Linked DNA regions of Homo sapiens: region 2 is linked to region 1. Evidence: chromatin loops called from intact Hi-C (ENCODE). Cell type or tissue: PC-3. All regions are shown on one strand.

What was found. Peaks named below come from ENCODE experiments on the same cell type or tissue, not always from the same donor. Only the 100,000 strongest peaks of a DNase experiment are listed, where the experiment ranks them.
Region 2: a loop joins it to region 1, with 8 times the contacts of the local background. A loop is called at or near these places in 6 of 110 quality-filtered maps.

The regions. Positions count from the first base shown.
Region 1 is chr5:125,273,298-125,281,297 of GRCh38, forward strand. The region is part of intron 4 of LOC101927421 (a long non-coding RNA gene); the gene reads left to right. Among named protein-coding and RNA genes, the nearest start is that of LINC02240, 220 kb to the right of the region's middle. In PC-3, no CTCF peak of the experiment used is centred here; a DNase peak (open chromatin) is centred at 4,424; H3K27ac peaks cover 1,439 bases.
Region 2 is chr5:125,397,338-125,405,337 of GRCh38, forward strand. No RefSeq gene overlaps it. Among named protein-coding and RNA genes, the nearest start is that of LINC02240, 92 kb to the right of the region's middle. In PC-3, no CTCF peak of the experiment used is centred here; a DNase peak (open chromatin) is centred at 4,534; H3K4me3 peaks cover 1,164 bases; H3K27ac peaks cover 3,166 bases.

The DNA of each region.
Region 1 (8,000 bases):
CAATAGCTTCTCATTACCCAAAGATAATATCTAACTTCCATTTCATGGACAACTAGGGCCCCTGCTTACCTCTTTGTCCCCAACTTGTACCCTTCTCTGTGTTTCTCACTCTGCTCCAAGTAACATGGGCTGTCGTCTGTCCTTAGTAACACACACTCCCTTTTCACCCTGGGCACTTGCTCTTGTTCTCTCTGTTTGGAGTGCACTTTACACAGACCACAGAGACCAGTCCTGAACTCCTGCCCCAAAGCAGTACCCCTCCCACCACCTCCATCTCTCTCTCACATCTTGGTGGCTTTGCTTCAAGGTGCGGTCACATTCTGAAATTATCATGTTCATTTTCTTCCCGCTCTGGAAGGTGAGCTCTGCAGACAGGACTTTGTCTGGCTTGCACACTCCTGTGCCTTCAGCACATGCACAGCATTCAGCACCCACCGTTTGTCCAGAATGTCCCTTTAAGTAAATAAGAAAAAGCACCCCTCTTGACAGACACCAAGACAGACTGCACCCTACAAGCCCATAGTTCCGTGAATCTCTTTGAGAGATTTAGAACAATGTGTTTTCACATTTTTCACAATCTTAAGACTCCTTTGAGGTGTGCAGGCAGATAGTGGGCTGAATTTCAGCCCTTACTTGTTCTACACAATGGTAGGAGGTGGCCGAAGTATCTGAAATCAGGTAGGCATTCATTAAATATTTGTTTAATAAATGAACTTCAGGGGGTTGGTTGTGTCCATTTTCATCAGTGGAGCACGCTCTCCCTGGTCTGGATGCAGCAAAGAGACTCAGCAGTGAACCGGTGGTATGCTGGTAAATGGGTAACAACTGGATCTTCAGAAGAAACAACAACAGCAACAACAACAACCCTGATTTGTGGTTTTTGTCCATTTGTAGTGTTTGTGGTATAAATAATCAATTGAATACTACTAACATGATGTTAATTGATCACAAAATTCCTGAAACTTTAACAATTGTCTCTTAAGAGCTGGTACAAGCCAGTTACAACCAATCAAACTCTACCCCAGTGTTGAACCCTGGGCACCTCAGATTCTCAGTCAGAGGGAATGACAAATGCTAAAATTCCTTGCAGCAGAGGCAAAGATTGTTTATATACTGTCTGTTGGCATCTTATCGGTCTGAGGATCAGGAAATGGCTTATCTTCCAAGTGGAGGAGGGAGCTCCAACATGTTTTAGAAAATAGGAAGAAAACAAAATTAAGGCTGATACCAGTAAACTAATTCATTGAATCTCATTTTTGTCATCTACAAAATAAACAATTTGGACTGAATTCTCTCTATTTCAATTAAATAGGCTAGTATTCCCTATGCTGTATGAAGATTAAAGTGAGGATTGGGGAAAAGTAAAAACTCTGTGGTTTCCATGTGTGAATGAGTTTGTGGTATGCATGTAAGTATTATATTAATCTTTCTAAGCTAGTTAATAGTATATGTTTTTTTTCCTAGTTGGAATAAAATGATTTAGGTTAAATTTGCCCTGAAACTAAATTGAGACTTAAGAACTTTTCCAAATGCTAAGAACACTGTTTCAATTAATACCTGTCATACTTTTTATTTCTACCAGAGCCTGTAGACTGATTCTCCTCTTCACTTCTCCACATATTCCATTTTACATCCTTTGTTTAATTCTGGACTTCAGGCAAAAGTTAAACACATGCCCAGTATCTCAGACAAACAGAAACCCAAAGTGTCAAGTTGGAGGAGCATAAACCACTGTCATCAGGGGCTTAGTAACAGTTTTAAGAGTTATAATTTCTGACGTTGAGCTATCACTTTTCTGAGCAAACACTAGTGTTGAAATATATTATTACTAGCCCTCTCCCCACTCCAACCACCAGAACAAACATCCAGCTTCCCAGAGAAATTTAAGTGTGCACAGATAAGACAGCAACCCTTTGTAGCAGCCTTTAGACAGGGGACACCAAGCTCTAATAGAGGCTGTCATCCTCACATGAGCCACTGAATCATGTTTATATATAACTTGCATATTAAAAAGCAACAGCCAATGTCAATGGTGCTGATATAAAAATATCTTAATAGCCAGTAACTGACTAATGAATACTACTGTAATAACAGTTTAATTTGAAGAATTCTGACAGCTGGTTGCTTTGTTGAGAGTGGTTTCCAAGGAGTCCTAGTCCCATGCTGAGAACATCTCTAGCCTGCTGATTTATAGCAGCAGTGCAGAACTGTTTAATGTCACCACCTCTCAGCTAAAGTAATAATAAACAGGAATGTTATGGTTTATTTTTCTGTATGAATTGTTCAGGCTCTGTGTGGTAAGTACCAACTCAATAGGAAATAATAGCTGTCATTCTCCTGGGAGTTGTAACTGGAGGTGAGCCTTTCTTCTTTTTATTCCCTTTATTTTTTTTTCTTTTTTATCAACAAGGTTTATATATCAGAATGAATGTAGAAGTTCTTGGTTTTGTGGTGGATTTATTTTATTCTTTTACATAGCTCTTGCTCATCCCATTCTGCTTAGCAAATGTAATTACTCTGGTTAAGATGTAGCTTCCCTATTATTTCTGAACTTCCCAAGATAGTTTAAAGCAGACAGCTAGGGCATGAAATATATGGTTCTACAACTATCTTAATTATACTGCGTGACTCTGTGTTTGATATGAAATAGCAATGTCTGGGAAGTGAACTTAATCTCTACAGATTTAGGACGATTGCCAAAAAGATTCATTGATTTTTTTTTCTTTTGCAGAGCGCAATCTTTTATTGTATAAATGTCAGAAGCTTCAAATTATTAGGAAATGTGTCAAGAAGCTCAAGGTATAATAACATTCTTTAGAGAGCTTGATTCTGAAGACAGTGCAATGAAATGTTCAAAAAGAAAACATGTCTTATGTTCTTAGAGAATAAAGCTCTGGGATTCATTTTAATTTGTCATTTTGAACAGGATGAGGCCTCCACTGGGTCCTTTGATGTGAAAACCCTGGGGATGATATACAGCTATTCCTCGGTCACCCCAGTGTCTTTATAAGCTCCAGATTGCAGAGATGTCAGCAGTCCTGCGAAAGATGATACTGACTTGGGATTTGAGGCTTCAGGGCTGAACTGTAAAAAATCACTGGGATTTGTCCAGGTGATGTCCTGAAGAGCAGGTCATGAAAAGAAGGAGACAATATTATGAGCTGTGTCACCCAGCTCAGAGAGAGCTTCTAGTTGTCCTAAAATCAAGGTGAAATCCTTATCATGAAGCAGTGTATTACTTACTATTTTATTGTAGTAATAGATAACCTACTCAAACCTGCTTAAATAACAAAGAGAATATAGTGGTTCACTTTTCTGAAAAGTTCAGAAGTTGGGTGGGCTTCAGGCATGTGGGATTCATAGATCAATGATATCATGAGAGTCTGAGCTCCATTTCTCATTGTTGTGCTCTACCCTGTGAGTCGGGTTTATTCCTGGCCTAGCTCCTCTGGCCTTATATTCTTACTCTCAACCCCATTGTTTGTCTAAACACCTCAAGGAAAAGTCTGAAGGTAATGCAGATTTGACTATCTCTTTTGTCAGAGAGCCCAGAGTCTCTGATTGGCTTAGCCTCATTCACCCTCTCCAGCTATGGAGCCTGATGGATGCCCACATGGAAATCAGGGCTGTTAGGAAGAGGGCAAGGGATGGCTGTGAGGCAGCCAAAGCAGAATGTTCAGAGATGGGCATGCTCTTCTTTCTGGAAAAGTAAAGTTGCCTCAAAGGCCAGAAGGCACAGATTCTATTGCATACCTCTGCACATCACTGTATTAACATATTTAAACTTGGCTGAACTCTCATTAATCAGTCTCTACTAGTTATTCAGTTTATCTTTCAAGGCTTCATAGCATCAGTTCATCTGAACTTTCCAGATCAGACTTCTGCTATTGCTCAGCTGTAATCCTACTGATATGGATTAGGTGTGTATCCACACCCAAATCTCATGTTCCATTGTAATCCCCAATGTTGGAGAGGGGGTCTGGTGGGAGGTGGTTGGATCACGGGGGCAGATTTCTCATGAATGGTTTAGCGCCATCCTCTTGGTACTGTCATCCCAATAGTGAGTGAGTGCTCATGAGATCTGGTTGTTGAAACGTGTATAGCTCCGACCCCGTTGCTCCTGTGCTAGCCATGTGATGTGCCTGTTTCCCCTTCATCTTCTACCCTTATTGTAGTTTCCTGAGGCCTCCCCAGCAGCTGAGCAGATGCCAGCACCATGCTTCCTATACAAACTGCAGAACCAAGAGCCAATTAGACCTCCTTTCTTTATAAATTACCCAGTCTTTGGTATTTCTTTATAGCAGTGCAAGAATGGCCTAATACACCTACATTCTGACTGGGCTATTCTTATCCTACCTCCATGCCTTTGCTCTTACTCACTCTTCCCCCATTCTTATTTGTTTTTCTCTGACTAATCACATCTGACTCAGCCCTGAAGGTTTATTGGAGGAGGCATATTATAGTGATTTAGAGTGTAGGTGCTGGAGTGAGACTGCGTAGGTTCAGATTTAGCTCTATTGCTATGGAAATTTGCAAGTTACTAAGCCACAGTCAGCCATGATTTCCTTGAATTTAAAATGAGAATATAATGGTACCTAAGTCAAGTGTTGTTGTGAGCATTAAATGAGTTAATATGTATAAAAGAGTTAGGCCAATGCCTGGCACTTGGCAAGAAGTCAATAAACATTGGCTATTATTTTAATGCACCATGAAATCATTCCCCAACTAGCCCATGTCTTTCCTTCCTTTAAACTACTGTACTGTTTTGGCCTGAACTCCTCATTGCACTCTTGAACACTCGTTAATTTGAATGGCCAGATAACTTTATACGGATAGGAGGCTTCAATTAAATACTTCTTGTTTCTCTGCACAGAACATAGTTAAATGCCATAAACCTATATTGTAGATATCTAACAACTGTGCATTGAAGAAATGGAATGTGGCTGAGAGTACTCCTATGCATGTTCAAAAAGGATCAAAGCTGGCCAAAACTACCATGTAAGAAAAGCCACTGGAAATTAATCTCTTCAATCAAATATTGCTTTGTGTACAATTAAAATATTATGTCTCCAGAGCTAGTAAAATGCTGACCCGTTTAAACCCATATAATTCAGGTTTAAAACCTTCATTCTTTAGTCAGACTAGATTTACTGAGAACTATGTCGGTTCCTCCCCTCTAGCATATTCCCAGGCAGTTTACTAGGTGCAGGGAATATGGTAGTGAATAATACAATCTCAGACCTAACAGAGAAAGTGAACATTAACTATTACAGGTATGAAGAACTATAAAGGAAATGTACAGAACCTATGTACTGAACAGACATGGGGTTTATCAGTTTGGGAAACAGCACATGCTCCCTTCATTCCCTTGGCATATAGATGGATGTGTGCATTATTTCTGCACAGACGGGGCTGTTATATGTACCCTATATATAGATAGTAATATCTTATATCTGTAGAATGCTGTACACTTTCTATATTACTTCCTTATTTCTCATTTGTTACTCTTCATTATGTTGTCAAGAAGTAAAGATATTGTTCTGTCCCAATGAAAAGCTGAGCGGACTGAAGTGCAGAGGGGTTCAATGCTATTTTCAAGATCAGAGACTGGGAGACGGTTGGAGCTGTGGGTGGGCTTTAGACTGCTGACTTCATGCTCAGTCATCTCTCCATTGTACTCCCCTTTGTGTCCTTCCCCCATCTCTTCCACTATCAGCTGCTGATTATGTGTGTTTGGTGAGGAAAAAGTGGTAAATAGAGCAAGTGTGGCAAATAATAATACCTTTTGGAATTATCCAATTGGACATAAAAAGGGAGCAGGCTTAGAACTCTGTAGCTGGATTCTTTAGTACAGAGGACATCATTGCAATTTCCTTACCTTGTTTTGGGAGTTGAAAAACATTGCCTAAAATTTATAAATTTTTGTTCATTGCAGTTCCAAGAACAGGAAGGACATTTATTGTCATAACATCAGTTTGTTGTAAATGATATTCATCGACCTAGATTTCTCTTCTATCTTTTACATGCTAACCCCTATTCATCCTTAGAGGCAGTTTAACTGTGACATCCTTCAGGAATCATTCCTGATAATTTTTAAAGTCCCCTTTCTCCTCTGCTAAGTGATATGCTCCACTGCTGAGCTCATACATTATCTGGGCTTACTTCTCCATCGTCCTAAAGAAGCATGAGTTCCTCAAAGCAGAATCTGTGCCTCATCCACCTTTGTATCATTAATGTCTAGTACAGTACCTGGCACAGAGTAGTTCCTTGAATAGTTAATGAATGGACGATGTTCTATCTGCAAAACTCTGAAAGATGCATAGTTTGGCATTTCACTAGATCCTGAATCACATCATCTTTTGTCTCAGCTCCTCAAGATTGGCTAATAACACCTTATTGAAAAAATATATGAATTAGCAAGGGAAAACTGAATGTGTCATGCCAGAGTGGTAGCATACTTCCAGTACTTCCATCTCACCACATCTTTCAGAAAATAACACATGATTCTGTTGCTGTCACCAGTGTACAAACTGCTGCTTAGTAGGGTTTTTACACAAATGAAGAAGCAATACAATTCAAAAGTCGTAAGTATAATGGCTCATTACAATCAGCTGTGAACTAAAACAGGAACAAAACTTGTTGCACTAACTTTTGCGATCAAATTTTAGAAGGTTTTGGAAAGAGGGGTGGGGGAAGTGGGGACAGGGAAAGACAAAAGGGGAGTAGAGAGAGATGAGAGGAGGCAAGGGAGCAAAGAAAGGGGGAAGGGACAGAAAGAGCAGAGAAAGAGAGACAGAATGAGACAGTGCCATTCAAATAACTTTAAAAAGTTTAGCTCCCAAGCTATATTCTTGGACTCCAGGAGAAAAATTAATTGCAAGGAAATTGTTCAAAATTCAAGTGTACATAACCCTTTTACCTACAGGAAATTAATAGTTGCCTTACCTATGGACTAAAGCCAGAAGTTGAGGAATAAGAATAGTTTGAGATTATACACAGGCCTACAAAAAGAGCTAGATGGGAAGTCAGGATATGTGGGTTTCAGGTATGACTTCATGGCTCTATTACTCTTTCTTTGTAATGAGAAAAAAGAATTTTGGGTTTTGGTCTAGGTGCCTCAAAGGCCTCTTCTAGTTTTAAAATGTCATGTTAGAGAAAAAATATTTTTATAGGAGTATAAAATTTACAAAAATAGGTAACATATGCTATGGACAAAGAGAATTCAGATTATGATAAAACAGAGAAAACTGAGGTCCCTAATATACCAAATATTACAGAAAAGAAAGACTCTTTACTCCAGATGGCTAATTGAATAGAAGATTTCTGTGAATGCACATGAAAATGGCAAGAGTAGACATAAACTTGGTGTGAAATAAATCAGAACAACCATGCATTTTTTTACAGTGTAGAAACTTGTATTTATAAACAAGGAAACAAGAAAAGTGAAGGACAGAATAAGATAAAGGAGCACATGTAACTCATATATTCTAGGTTCAATGCATTAGTGAAAATGACAGATAAAAAGAAATTTTTTCTCCTTCTTGGATCCATTACAAGGTATTTGTAGAGACTGAATACTATTTCAGCTAATGTGTGTAGAAGCTCTGGATTTTCCTACTAAAAACAGCACTTTTTTTTTTTAACAGTCTGACTTTTAACAATCAGAGATTAAATGGAGCATGTGTTGAGACTCTCCATCTTTGGCATTCCAACTGTTTTTTCATAAAAATGAAAAATAAAAAACACAAAATGCAAAAAACACTGTATCACATAAATAACACATTAGTTGCTATTTCTTCTGCTTGATGAGACTTTTTCTTGATTCAGTCAGCTCTATATCTCTGGCACAGAAAACCTGGGGAAAGGGGATGAAGGGATAGCAAACATGAAATCAATTCTTGTTCTCATTAAGTGAATTCTTTCACATTAAGTGAAAGAAAGAAAAAGATAACAGATTAGTTGTCCACCACCAAATTGCCTGGATGGTAATGGACAGAAAA
Region 2 (8,000 bases), 120 kb after region 1:
AAAAGGTAGAGAAATGCTGGGTAGGAAAAGCAAGGCCAAATGGAATCATATTACTTCTATCAGTACAGGATAAAACAAAGGCAAGATTGGGGCAATTAAAAAGTAAGAAGTGATTTAAGATGAAGGGGAGAGAATGAGAATAAAACGAGCTTCTTGAAATTATGAGTGTTACCTTGGTTTCTTTTGAGTCTGCCTATTTACATCTTATTCTTAGTTTACCCTTTAAAGTCACTGGATTATGCAATTATATCTTACTTAGGGCAAGTGGCTGCTGATAATAATCACAGAATCATAGAATTGTAGAATGGGTAGAAATCTTAGGCGTTGTTTCATTTTATAAGTGAGAAACTGAAGTACAAAGAACAGTTGCACAGTCATAAGAAACAGGTTTTAAAGAAAATTATTGGAGGAAGAGACAACTAGGGCTCTCTACTTATTGGTCCATGTTTATTGTGGAATTAGCCTGATTACCAATATTGATGAAAGAAACCCCTTCTACAACTATAAAATGATGGTTGAGAGCACAGGCTTAAGATCACAGATGCCTGAGCTTGACTCCCAGCTCAGCAAATACAAAATGTATAATCTTGATCAAGTAACTTGACTTCCCCAGCCTCAGTCATCTCATTTGAAAAACAGGGAAAATTTTCATTCCTACTTTTTCTGGTATCATGAAGAGCAGATGAGATAATATCTCACCTTCTGGTACATAGTAAACAATGAACAAAGGGTAGATATTATATTTTTATTTTAACACCTGAGTGTTTGAGACGTAATTTAGTCATTTAATGTCCTGACATGAACTGCCAAGGGCACAAGGGGGAAGGTTTCACTAGAGCTAAACAGGTCAGCAATGGCTAGTCTCCGTCATACAATAGCATGGGATGTCTTTAACTATATTTTTAACCCGAATTTAGTAAGTTTTTAAATGTAATCCTCTGAAAGGTTCTCTATTTGCTTAGCTATGTGTTCCTTTTCTAGTGAAGCTATCTATTATACAATACTTTGGAGTCTTTGGAGGAAATGGAAGCAGAGTAGTTTGTCTCCCTATGTCTCTAGTGTATTTCTTTATGGCTGGATTTAGATGATTGAATTTATCTGTTTCCTTTCTACTCAAACCTTTTATTTCTAAACTCTAAAATACACCTACCTCAAATTGTTCCATTATTTTTGAAAATAGAATGGTAGCCACTTAAAAATAATGCTGAATATTTTTACGTATGCCATCTCTTTTATGTACCCCCAAATGCCTTAAATTTTAATAATTCATCTTACCATTATTTTGTCTTGCTTTTATGTCTATTGCTGGCTTCTGTTTCAAGATAGCTGACTAAGCACATGTATACACATAAGTTAACCTTTTCTCTCTCTCAAAATCCTACTGAAACAAAAACATGAAAAATAATAAGAAGTCTATAATCGGTGCAGAAAAAAATGAAATATTTCATCAGTGGACAACTACACTGAGAAAGCTGTAAAAGCTCTAAAGCTGACAGATGAGATTTTTCCCTTGTCCCAACAAAGCTAAAGAACCACTCGTATGGTACAAATATAATGTAGTACTGCTAAAATGGTAGGTTTTCTCAGGAGGACATTGAGCCAGAGCCAGGACTGGGGTGAGCTGAATGAAGTGAACTGAATATAAAATTTGAGAGGGTGTCCCCCAAAAACTTGAAAATATTTTGAAAAATCAAAAGTAAGACCAAAAAATCTGTACTACTGATTTTTTGTTTTGCCTCATGCTCTGCTGTGGCTTGGCACAGTACCATCAGTGATTTTTGTCTTTATATAAGGTTTTGATATTTTGTCTATTATGGAATTTTGCATTACTTTTGGATCTTTTAAAGAATTGCACCAGAATATTATTTATGTTGATTACTGTGTGTTTTAGCTTAAGTTTTGTGCCTGAGGCAAGAACCTCACTCGCCTCATGAATCTCTCCTTGGTCTGGGCTATATCAGGAGTCCCCTTAAGATCAGAGGCAGCAGAAGTGGGCTCTGAGGCCATCTTTGGATATTTATTTAAAGGTTTGTAAGTCTCTTTATCAGAGCCCACTCTTAATGTGACTGACTCTGATGTTTGACTTCAGGATAAAGCTTGGAGATAAGTTATTTAAATAACGTGACAACTTGTCCATGGGGAACTTACAGAATGGGCTTCGAGCTTAGGAAGAGAAACAGAGGAGGGGTCTAAATACCTTTTGTAATATATGAGAATCACCTGTATGCCAAAGAAAATATCCCAAGTCCCTTAAGAGAAAATCAACTGAAAATATGCTCCCATCCACCAGGCCCTTTCCTGCTTATTTGCTACTGATTATTTGCTACAATCAGATGGCCTGTGAACAGAACCCACATACCTTGCCTGGGGAACAGTGATATTTACTTGAACTGGGGAAGCCTTATTTAGTCCTTGGTATAGATCAATCATCATGAACATGAGAAAAGTCAACATATCATAAAGATATACCTATTATTCATTTTATATATATATATATATATATACCTATATATATAATTTATTATATAAAATGATAAACTCTCACCTTACAAAGTGAAGTTGATACCAGAAATAGAAGAAAAATTTAAAATAGATGTTCATATCCTCAGAGATTCGAGAGGATACGCAATTCATAAAATAAGAATAGGCTGCTGCATGCAAATGAGTTAGTCAATGTTTGGAAAAGCTTAGTGCAAATTCCAGATAATTTCAATACAAAGCCAGAAGAGCAGTGAAATAGGTGAATCACAACCTGAGTTTAAGTTTCATAAAAAAAGGATAGCTTTATTCCTTATAGTATCTCTAACACTTAGATGAGCTCAGTACGTTTTGATCTTATCTTGTCAGAGCAACAGGATAGAGTTACTGTAGTACATAGTGCCATCATTTTCAGTTATTCTCTACCCTCTCTGTTGCCATGTGACATAAAGCACCATCTTATAGGGGGAGCTTATGTCCCAACCCCTTTGATATTAGGCTTGGCCATGTGACTTGCTTTGGCTAATGGGCAGTGAGTAAACATGAAATATACCACATTCAATCAGAAGTTTTGAGAATCTCGAGTGCCTTAGTCTGGTATTTTTCTGTTGCAAAAGAATGGCATGTCCTTTTCAGATCTGCTCCTGCAGCCTAGATTCTGGAATGAAAAAAATATATATATGTCATAGAGCCACAGTCAACCCGTTAAAATTGACATAAAACCTAAGAGAGAAATGGGCTTTTTGTGGTAACCCACTGAGGCCTGGAGGTTATTTGTCATGAAGCAAAGCTGATTAATAAAGTTACTGATTGATTTTGATGTTGTTAGGAAAATTTATCCAGAACTTTTAAAATTTATAATATATGGTACTAGCTAGAAAAAATATAGTTAGAATTATGTATTTCAAAAAAACAAGAATGAAATAAAATGTGACCAAACAATAATTAGGAAAGGAAAAGCTAAAGAAGCAAAATGATAAGAAACAGAAAACGGAATAAGAGAAAAATAAGGGAAGCTAGTAGAAATAAGAATGCATTTTAGAAATAATATAAATGCATTAAAATTCCTTATTTAGGTTATTGAGAAATAAAAATTAAAATCTGGTAATGTAAGCACTGAATTTGTTGGTTTCAGATTGTAACTCTTAGCATTCCAAAATTAAGTTTTAATGAAGATTTAAACATATTTATGCAACATTTGAATGCTTTAAAAAGTGCTCAACAGTAGTCATTTTCATTATCCCAATCAATTTGCTTAAGAAAAAAAAAAAAGCCAGGTGTGGTAGCTCATGCCTATAATCCCAGTACTTTGGGAGGCTGAGGCAGGAGGATTTCTTGAGGCCAGGAGTTTGAGACCAGCATGGGCCAAAAGCAAGACCCCATCTGTACAAAAAGTAAATTTGCCAGGTGCGGTGGTACACACCTGTAGTCTTAGCTGCTTGGGAGGCTGAGATGGGAGGATCACTTGAGTCCCGGAGTTCAAGGCTGCAGTGAACTATGATCATGCTACTGCACTCCAGCCTGAGTGACAGAGTGAGAAGTCATGTCCAAAAAAAAAAAAAAAAAAAAAAAGACCAAAAAACATGTGTACAAATACACATACATAAATTTATATCCTGGAAAATCTCTGAAGATGGAACATTTTCTCTATGATTATCTTTCATACTATTTAATTGAATGTGGCTGATTAACCAGAATAATGCTTTCAGAGAAATTGAGAAGTAAAGAGGAAAAAAGTGCTTTGTCTTGGTTAAGAATGAAATTATGTTCCTCAAACACCTCTTACTCTGGCAAAAACAAAACACAAGCAAAATTCACATATGCATAAGAAAAGGAATCTCACTCTTCTGGGAAAACAAAACAAAAAGAAATATACACAATTGTTTTTTTCTCAACAGTTTTCCCATGTCTCCTTATATTTACAGTCACTACATAAGGTCCTGACATAATCATTAGTAGCGTCCCCGTTCACTCTCAAAACTGCCCTGGTTAGGTTGATAAATTCCTACAATTCATGTGCCAGCCATACAATGATTTATTACCCCATATGCAATATGTGGCAATATAACCACAGAGATTTTAGCCAGAGAACTTTACTCTTATTCATAATAGTGCGCTATAGAATCCTGGAGGATACAGAGAGGAAAATGGTAGGTACACAAAATGAGTCATTCATTGACCTATAATCTAAATCTATTACTGTCATTACGTTTCTGTTTTAGTTTAGTCATCTATAAAAGAGAGATAATACATAATTTTAGTAACTTCCTAATGTTCCACTAAAAGTTGGGTAATATAGAAAAGAGACCATTTTGAGTATTATGTAGTGCTTTAAGCATGTTAAGTACATTATAATTGTCTGATAAGCATTTTTTATGCAGCTGTAAGGTACCATTATGTTCCCTGACCATCCAAACATTATTTAGAGCATTTGGAGTATTTAGCATTGTCTTTTTTCTCTTTGATAACCCTGTATATAGATTCATCAAGATAATAATGTCTTGAGGCAATAATGTAATCTACCATTTACATAAGGTAATATTATCTTTAGAACTAATTTTTGAGCTTAATTTTTATAAAAGGAGAAATCACGTGACATTATTTCATTCCTATGATTTCCTTACAACATCTTTCTTCAGATATAACCTGCAAAAAAGTCAGTCAGACCATTTTACTCTCTTTAAAGTCTGTCTGTTTCTCCCAACATAGATATAGCCTACAAAGAGCTCAAAGTTTAGTTGCCAACAAAAGACATCATGAGAAATTTCTCTGTTTTCCTAGAAATGAATTATTTATGCTATTCAATAAGTTCTTACAATGATGAAATATACTCCATCTTTATTAATGACTTTTAAATTAGAAATATGCAATAAAAGTCACAGTGAGGATCAGATTTTAATTTCAATTTCCCTACTATGCCTAATCTTCAAAGTCTTAAATTTTTACAGTCTAACTTTCCACCTACCCACATAACATGGCTCTATAAACTTAATGAACAGCCTGTTTTAACATGAGTTTTAAATTGTTTACATTTTAAACCCAGAATATTAGCATCTGAAGTGAGAGTTGATTTCACCGGACTCTGTCTTTGGTAAGGCCATTTCTTCTCTTATTTGAAGAGTATAGTTCTTTCAGTTTCGTCTCATCCTGAATACTTTCGGAAGAAAGTAAACAGGGCATAAATATGCAGAGATAAGTCATGTTTACCTTGTTCTTACCCTGCACAGATCACTGGTTTTACTAGTTACAAAAAACTACTTGTATTATATGAATAGGGATACTACTTTTTCAACATAATTTTTGAGACTGCTATACAACAGGGCACTTTAAAGAATACCGTTGTGTGCAATGATAGCTATTGGCATTGATAAGACTCTCCAGAAAGTCTGAAATAACCATCTTAATTGTTGATGTATAAAGAGAAAGAGAAGAATCTTTCCATGTGGCATCAGCTCAAAGGAGCACAGAGCCAGATGGAAATATTTCTATCATAAGATAGGCATTTCACCATTTAGGAAGGCTGAAGAAAAGGCAACAAATCAGCCACCAACAGCAAGACAATTTTTCAAAAGTAGTTAGTCCTCAAGAATAACAATATTGAGCAAATTGTCTACAAAACTCGAGCTCTTCTCTGGTAACTCTATGGCTGAGAACAATATCTATGAACTGTCTCTGGTGCACTAGAGACTTCTTTAAAGTATGGCAACCTTAACAATAAAGGGTGTTATTGCATCATTATTGCTGCAGTGCAGCTAATGAGAGGAAGGTAAATGTTGCTCCTGAAAGTGTTAATTCTGCATCTCTCCTTGCACCTGATTAACACCAAGAAGGCCTTAGGCAAAAGGGAAAGTAGGACTCTTGGGATTAAGTAATCTCATCTCTGACTCCAAGTAAACCCAAAGATTACCTGTCAACCAGATAGAAGAAAGTAGCAGTTAGGATTTGCAATCTGATATTTAAGCCCTTCTGTGGGGAAATAGATGTAAAGGTAGAAGAAAAGGAATTTGCTTCAGTTAAGCTTCATATTTCTAGAGGGCTGCTAAATCAAATTCACAACCTCTAAGACATCTAACAAGTATTCGCTTTTGCATTTAGTAAAATTCACACTTGGACTAAGAAAAAATAACATAAATTTTGAATTAAACAATATCTGCAAAAAAAAAAAGTGAAGACTTACAACCAGATAAATAGAATGTAGCCTCAGGGGATTTAAATAATAATGGCTTATAGATAGTTAGAATCTCAATTTATGGTAAATTTATTACTTGTTTATAAAGGCAAGAAATGACAGCTTATCTTCAGCTTTGAAAAGGGCTATCATGCAGAAAAGAGAGCCAACCTGTTTTACACGGCTCCAGAAGGCACCATTAAAATCCTTGAGTTGAGGTTTCAGCGAACTGATGATTTTGGCTCTATACTGAATATGAATTTACTGTTTCCCACGAAGAAAAGAGCCTCCTGTCATGAAAAGTAGTCCAACTACCCATTGACCATCTGTAAGGGATGCTGTGTAAAGAATTCTTTCATTTGGTAAGATTCTGAATTAAATCGGTACTTTTAACTTTTTGGCAACAGAAATTTTGAAAAATTGATATCTTTCTCAGATGAAAAAGATGAAATGATTCCTTGGCGAGTAAGAATTTTCACTGTTTGGGAAGAATATATTTCCACTTCAGCACCTACTGGGGCCCTTATGCTTCACTCAGAGCAGAGTGTAAGCTTACTCTCTGATTGAAAATAATGGTCTCAAAGTACTAGAGAAGATTATTTAGTTGAAAACAAACAAAAAACCCAAAAACCTTAGACTTACTGAAAATTTCCTTCATAAACTTATAGATTCATTCTTCAAAGCAAAAAAGCTGTCAACTTCAGGTTATTATGAAACTAAGTGAGCATTTTGAACTGATGATTATGTCACAAACTGGATTCCCGGATGTAGAGATTTTCTGAACAAAGGCTTGGTCTTCGTGGCAGTCAGCTCCAAGGCTGTCCCCAGTGATTTTCACCATCTGATATTTATGCCCTAGCTTGGTCTTCACCATTGAATCAAAGCTTATCAAGTAGAATACTATGGGTGAGTTCCTGTGTTTTTTTCTGAGGCTAGGTCATAAAAGGAGCCACAGCTTCCAACTTGGCCTGTTGGATCATTTGCTCTGGGGAAAACCAGTGCCATGCCATGAGGCCACTTACGCAGCTGTGTGGAGAAGTGCACCAGCAAGGAGCTGAGGCCTCCCACAAACAGCCTTGTGTCTGCGTGTCCTTGGAAGCAGATCCTCTAGTGTGGCCTAACCTTCAAAAAGATTACACTCAGCCAAAATTTGACCAAAACTTCATGAGACCCCCAGCCAAAATAGCCCAGCTAAGCTGCTCTGAAATTCCTGACCCACAGAAACTGTGAGATAATAAGTAATTATTATTTTAAGACACTATGTTTTGTGATGATTTGTTATGCAGAAATAAAAACCCAAACACTAATATATGAGTTTCACTTGGAAATTTTCTTCTAGACACATTCACCACGT